2 separate regions of the Homo sapiens genome follow, and region 2 is linked to region 1. A link is a contact called in ENCODE Hi-C or POLR2A ChIA-PET data. All regions are on one chromosome and are shown on one strand. The core of a region is the stretch at or near the end of the contact, and the rest is flanking DNA. Distances in the headings are between cores, read along the strand shown.

The links. A loop is a pair of places that touch in the nucleus more often than their neighbours do. ChIA-PET counts read pairs that join two places held with the same protein, here RNA polymerase II (POLR2A). Pooled maps may share reads with other maps.
Region 2: a map of Calu3 shows a loop between it and region 1 (2.3-fold over the local background). The contact joins the promoter of ST8SIA6-AS1 here to the enhancer-like site in region 1. A Hi-C loop is called at or near these places in 3 of 168 maps with a recorded cell type or tissue (Caco-2, Calu3 and PC-9) and 7 of 50 pooled maps. POLR2A ChIA-PET finds 5 or more read pairs at or near these places in 3 of 52 experiments (A549, MCF 10A and PC-3).

What each region holds. Positions count from the first base shown.
Region 1 is chr10:17,346,815-17,350,121 of GRCh38, forward strand. The region is part of intron 4 of ST8SIA6 (ST8 alpha-N-acetyl-neuraminide alpha-2,8-sialyltransferase 6); the gene reads right to left. Among named protein-coding and RNA genes, the nearest start is that of ST8SIA6-AS1, 38 kb to the right of the region's middle. Within about 2 kb of position 1,942, at least 15 of the 41 ENCODE cell types and tissues checked have a DNase peak (open chromatin) inside an H3K27ac peak, as active enhancers do; they include PC-3 and PC-9, where a contact is called at or near this core.
Region 2 is chr10:17,384,601-17,388,287 of GRCh38, forward strand. It overlaps ST8SIA6-AS1 (ST8SIA6 antisense RNA 1), which reads left to right and starts at 2,336. Exons shown (of 3, transcript NR_034129.1): 1 at 2,336-2,475. All of the region lies in intron 3 of ST8SIA6 (ST8 alpha-N-acetyl-neuraminide alpha-2,8-sialyltransferase 6), which reads right to left.

The DNA of each region.
Region 1 (3,307 bases), core at 692-3,191:
TATATCTGTATTATCTATCTATGTATGTCTCTATGTATCTTTGTATCTATGTATTTATGTATCTATCTATCGATCTATCGAGACTTAAGAATTGGTCCACACAATTGCAAGGGCTAGCACATCTAAAATCTGTAGGGTAAGCCTGCAGGTTGGACATCCAGGCAGGAGTTGATTCTGCAATCTTGAAGCAGAAATACCTCTTCTCTGGGACACCTCAGTTTTTGCTCTTAAGGCCTTTAATTGATTGAGATGAGACCCACCCACATTATCAACGGAAAGCGCCTTTACTTAATGTCAATTGATTGTTGACGTTAACCACATCTACAAAATACATCACAGCAACACTTAGATTAGCATTTGATTAAATCACTGGGTACTATAGCCTAGCCAAGTAGACACATACAATTAGCCATCCCAGTAACCCAGACCAGAGATGGGTGGTGAGATTGCAAAAGGATAGATTTAAAACATTAGGGTGTGAGACTTTAGCAAAAGTTTGGCGATGGACTAGAAATGGACACTGAAGGAGAAGACAGCAAGGGTCATGCAGGGCTTTCTGATTCAGGCCACTGGGAGAAGGATGCTGACTTCTCTGACACACAGAGTAGCGTAAACGAGAGGGGAGAGGGCAATGATAATAATGAAGGTGGTGACCTGTTGTGGTTTTAATTCATGCTAAGACTTGTAAAGAAAAAAAAAACGGGATCACGTTGCAGAATCGGAGTGAGATTGTGAAAAAGCAGGACTGTGAAATCTTTGGAAAGAAGTAAGGGGTGCACCCATCCGGCTGCCTTCAGGTGCCATTTGCAATGAGCATAAAGCTGTGACAGAAGTGACTTGCAAGGATCCCTCCAGGGGTCTAATTGCAAGAGTGTCCTTTGCCTGCCAAAGCGGGTGGATCACGAGGTCACGAGATCGAGACCATCCTGGCTAACACAGTGAAACCCTGTCTCTACTAAAAATACAAAAAATTAGCCGGGCGTGGTGGCACGTGCCTGTAGTCCCAGCTACTTGGGAGGCTGAGGCAGGAGAATCGGAGGCTGAGGCAGGAGAATCGCTTGAACCCGGGAGATGGGGGTTGCAGTGAGCCGAGATTGCGCCACTGCATTCCAGCCTAGGCGATGGTGAGACTCTGTCTCAAAAAAAAAAAAAAAAAAAAAATTAAAGCTGATTGTGAATTGCTAAGTGTGAAAAACACAAGTTCTAAAAATACAAAATCAACAGTTAAGATGAATGTTAAGATTTCAGAATATATTTTAATTTGCAGACAAAAAAAAAATCTAGGTCACTGCTATTATTGTTCAATGTGTGAAGAAGAAAATGTAAAGAAACCAATTTTCGTTGACGGATTATAAACTTTTATTCAGTTAGATATTTTTAGGGAAGGAAAAGGGAAGAGTAGGAACCTTTTTTTTTTTTTTTTTGCAGACTTTGGCAACATATTGAGAGCCTGAATTAACACTGAATCCTATGAAAACAGTTTTGTAATTATAATGCTGAATCAGTCTTATGTGTAATTACACCAATATGCTACTCTGTGAAACATTTCTTAAGGGAAATGTTCGTGGTATATTTTGTATTTATGCCACTGTCTTTTATAAAAGGTCTCATTATTTCATGAACTTCAATTTACCAGGCCAAGTCCTAACTGTAGGCTTAGGCAAGGGCCAGCAATGCACGTATATTTCAAGGAGCTTCGTCTGTGCTCTGAGAAACTGTGTCTTGCACAGGTGGAGAAACAGGTAGGCAGTTCAGTTCTGCTCATGGCCATTTAGTGAGGCGGGTTCACATACCTAAAGGGGCCCTAACTGCTCCCAGAAAGCCAGCGCGCATCTCAGGCATTGTTCCAGGACGGCTCCCACGGTTCGCTGTGGAATTCATCATCTTCCGCTTTTTGGCTTCAGTCCCACACTCAGCTTCTGTTTTTGCCTGGCCTCTGGGAACTGCTTTTGGCTTCTGGCTCCCTTCCAAATCCTAACTTTTCATCTATGCCCTTAGGCTTCACCCAGCAGAATCTCAAATAAGAATGATCCTTCCTACCCTGGGTTCCTCAGCCCTTACTTAGCCCTAGTCAAGGGCTAAGTAATCGGGGCGGGGCGGGGCGGGAAGCGTAACTCTTGGCTCTGCCTGTACTCGAGCTGATTAATTTTCAGGGAATTCAGAGCGATTCCTGATTAGACCTCAGAGCACGTGGTTTGACCGGCCATCTGGAAAGGGAGGGACAAGCCACAGACAGTTCATATAAAGGTAAATCCTTTTCTACGGAAAATAATGCACAGAAAGACGATAACCTAGAAAGTTGAAGTTTAATACTTTCTGCTTGGTGTGACCTACTTTCCATCATGAAAAGACCAAAGAAAGTTCAAACAGAACGAACTGAACAGGAAGAGTTGGTCCTTACCAAGAACGTGGTATAATCCATATGAAATGATCACAAAAGCAAAACTGGGGTTTATAATTGTTTACACATCCCCCTAGGCAGAGGACTGGAACAGAAACTATTATAGCATTATTGCTCCATCACAGACTTGCTGTATTTATTGCAGATACCAAGAGTTTAAACTAGTTAGTAAAATATTAATTGTAAGCCAGAAAAATGATATTAAACTGGAAATAATCAGAATAGCTACCATGTACTGAGATTCTAATATATAACGGACTCTGTACTGAGCATTTGACATATTGAATATTCATAAAAACTCACAGAGGTTAAGTATTGCTCCATTTTACTGATAAAGACACTGGCTAGGAAAACTGGCTTAGCCTAATAAGAATAAAGACGTTGCCATAAATAACCAGCGGCAAAGGTAAAATGCTGCCTTTAAGATGTTCTAGTAGTAACTTATTCACTTACAGGGGAGACCAAATTTAAAAGAAAATGAAAGATTAGGGATAACAAACAAGAAACATCAATAATAAAATGCCTGAAACAAACAAGACACATGGAGTCAACTTAAAGCTGAGCCTAGAAACCAGACTGTACTCCCCAGCCCTTTCCAACTCCTAGTTCCTATAGTGAGTCTTGACCTATTTTCTGAACCACCTAGAAAGATCCTTTGTTCTTCCTGATGCATTACATAAAACACATGACTCAGATTAACCAGGTCTGTAAATTAAATAAACACACACACACACACACATACACACACAAATGAAAATGTATTAATCGTGGCTAGTGTAATGAAGGTGAATTTCAGGATAATACATCAGCAATGACTTAATCAGGTTGTCCAGGGAAGGCTTCCTTGAGGAAGGGATAACTGGTTCTAAACTGGTTGGGACAGGGGTGGAAGTGGTTGGAGCGATG
Region 2 (3,687 bases), core at 1,086-3,585, 38 kb after region 1:
TAATTTTTCTTGGCTGCAAGTCTTCAAAATGATGTTTTCATTTTTTTTTCCAGTTTTCCTAATTTGGAGTCACTAAAATCTAAGCTGTGCTTTCTTCAAACCATGAGAACTGAAGCCAGACAATTTAAACTTAAGAAGAAAATAACAGCAACCAATTTACATACATAAGCTACTTTCATACCTACTTACTAATGTATGGACTTCCGAGTAATTGGCCTATATCAATTTTTCCAGGATTGTTCTTTTGTTTGTAGCTTTTTCCCCCTTCCTCCCCCTAATTTTCTTTTCACAGGACAGGAGACTTCACAACCTGCTAAAATGAACTTTCGGGACCTACCCATCTAGGAGTAAACCATCCTAGCAATGAAAGATCAGATGAAATCTGAAACCAGAGAGTCTGTTTTGTTTTTTGTTTGTTTGTTTGTTTTTTTGTAAAATCATTTCTCCAAAAGATTTTAAAAAAGAAAAAGGGTGAAATGTGAAAGGAAAATATCTTGGGCCTCCAAAATCACTAAGGGAAACTCCAGCTGGAAACTGCTCAGGGCAAACCTGCCTCCCATTCTATTCCAAGTTATCCCTCCCCTCACTAAGATAGATGCGTATCTGATGGCCTTCCTTCGAAAAGCTCATCAGAAACTCAAAAGAATGCAACCATTTGTGTCTCACCTATTTGTGACCTGGAAGTTCCCCCCACACTTCGAGTCTTCCTGCCTTTGCTTCAAGTTGTCACCCCCTTTCCAGACTAAACCAATTACTTCTTACATATAATGATTGATGTTGTCACGGTGTCTGTGTGAAGAGACCACCAAACAGGCTTTGTGTGAGCAATAAAGCTTTTTAATCGCCTGGGTGCAGGCGGAGTGAGTCGGAAAAAGGAGTCAGCAAAGGGAGATAGGGGTGGGGGCAGTTTTATAGGATTTAGGTAGGTAGTGGAAAATGACAGTTAAAGGGGGTTATTCTCTTGCAGGTGGGGGCAGGGGTCACAAGGTGCTTGGTGGGGAGAGCTGGAGACATATTGTCCAGGAGAAGGAATGTCACAAGGTAATGTCATCAGTAAAGGTAGGAACTGGCTATTTTCACTTCTTTTTGTGGTTCTTCAGTTGCCTCAGGCCATCTGGATGTATAAGTGCAGGCTTGGGCTCAGAAGCCTGACAGAGGTCTCATACCTCCCTAAAATGTATAAAACCAGGCTGTGCCCCAGCTACTTAGGGGAAATGTTGTCAGGACTTCCTGAGGCTGTGTCACGGGCGCATTCTCAACCTTGGCAAAATAAACTTTCTAAATTAACTGAGACCTGTCTCAGATTTTCTGGGTTCAAGTGCCTGTAAACACAACACTTTGGGAGGCCAAGGCAGGAGGATCACTTGCACCCAGGGTTTTGAGACCAACCTGGGCAACAAAGAAAGACCCCATCTCTACAAAAAATAGAAATTAGCCAGCCATGGTGGCACGCACCTGTCTTCCTGGCTATTCAGGAAGCTGAGGCAGGAGGATCGCTTGAATACAGCAGGTCAAGGCTGCAGTGAGCTGTGTTCGTGCCACTGCACTCCAGTCTCGGCGACGGAGTGAGACTGTCACACACACACACACACACACACACATACACACAGGCCGGGCGCGGTGGCTCGCACCTGTAATCCCAGCACTTTGGGAGGCTGAGTCGGGCAGATCACAAGGTCAGGAGTTCGATCACAAGGTCAGGAGCTCGATCACAAGGTCAGGAGCTCGATCACAAGGTCAGGAGCCTGGCCAATATGGTGAAACCCTGCCTCTACTAATAACACAAAAATTAGCCGGGCGTGGTGGCACGCGCCTGTAGTCCCAGCTACTGGGGAGACTGAGGCAGGAGAATCACTTGAACCCGGGAGGTGGAGGTTGCAGTGAGTCGACATCGCACCACTGCACTCCAGCCTGGGTGACGGTGAGACTGTCTCCAAGAAAAAAGAAAGAAAAGCATGTAGTTAACCTGCAACGACATCAAACACAGAGTTTCTTCTCCTTCCTCCTGCAAGGCTCTTGTATTGGTTCGAACCCTGAGAGAACGCCAACAAACAACACAAGGCAGTGTGGAGCAACAGGCAGTTTTAATGAATGCCTGAAGGCAGACCTTCAGGCCATTTCAGGCCGAGGCCTAAAATGGCATCAGCCCCAAATGAGGACGGGCAGGGGTTTTACAGTCTCCCGTAAACAGGAAGTGTTTCAGTCTGTGTATCTACTGCTACGTGATACCCGGTAGGCCTCTCTCTGGGTCTTCAGAACAGCTCTCTCCCCGCTTCTGCTATCTTGCTGACGCACGCTGATGACGTAAGCCGCCTTGCGCCTTGGGACTGGGCCTGAGAAGGGAGGAGTTATTCAGGCCTCCGCCAGCTTCTAGGCCCTGGGGATGGTCTTTCACCTCCCTCTTTCTGATCTCTTTTTCATGCTCCTCCTTGCTCCAAAGAAAAGCCGGATGGCAAAAGAGCCCAGAACCTATTGGTGAGTTCCACGTACGTCAGCCTCCCTGGGAAAAGTCAGGCAGAGATGAAACTGGAGGGTGAAAAGCTATGAGGGTGAAAGTGGATTGAGTGGGCCCAGTGGAAGACGCACAGCACCGTGGATTCCCCTTGCAAGCTTAAGGCCCGCTAGTTGGAATTTAAGGAAAAGAAAACAATAATTTTTTTTTTTTTTTGAGACGGAGTTTCGCTCTCGTCACCCGGGCTGGAGTGCAGTGGCGTGATCTTGGCTCACCACAACCTCTGCCTCCCGGGTTCAAGAGATTCTCCAGCCTCAGTCTCCCGAGTAGCTGGGATTACAGGCATGCGCCACCACACCCAGCTCATTTTGTGTTTTTAGTCGGGGCGGTGGGGCGGGGGGGGGGGGGTTCTCCATGTTGGTCTGGCTGGTCTCGAACTCCCCACCTCGGGTGATCTGCCCGCCTCAGCCTCCCAAAGTGCTAGGATTACAGGTGTGAGCCACCGCGCCGGGCCCAGAAAACTAGGATTTTCATAGGGCTATCCTTCTGTGAGAAACGGAGCTAACATACAGGACTGGACTGCTGTCACATCGATTAACCCAAATCAGAGATCTTAGCCAGTATCAAGCTTTCCTAATAATTTCAAAGATCTGCAGAGAAATGAGGGGAAATGGGGCTAGAGGTGAAGTGAAAAAGTTAAGAGATTTCTGCTGAACTCTAGGAGAGAGATTGCAACTCCTTTTACTTGTCAGGATAGAATAGACTATGATATGATAACAACGCCAAGCTCTCAATTGCTTTACAAAACAAAGGTTTGTTTCTTGCCCATGAAATGCCCACTGTATATCTGGAGGGCCGTCTAGGACAGCTGTGCTGTGTGTGGTTTAAGGCTTTCAATGGTTCATTTTCTGTGTCGACCTGACTGGGCTCAGGCATGCCCAGATAGCTGGTAAAACATAATTTCTGGTTATGTCAACAGACTCAGACAAAGCAGAGACAGGCTTGGGACATCAAGGGTGGACACCCCAGTCCTGTCTTCCCACACTGCACATGGCCCAGGATCGTAGGTGAGGTTTCTAGGTGAGGTCAGTGGGCTTCCTCACACAGCAGGAAACTTTAAATTGTTAAACGGTTTCTCTTTTAGACCCAGGGAGTTCCACAGCCTTTGAGCCATTCTCCAGGCAGTCCTGCCTCCTGGATCCTGGATTCCATTAACTTTAAGCAGGACCTCAGCC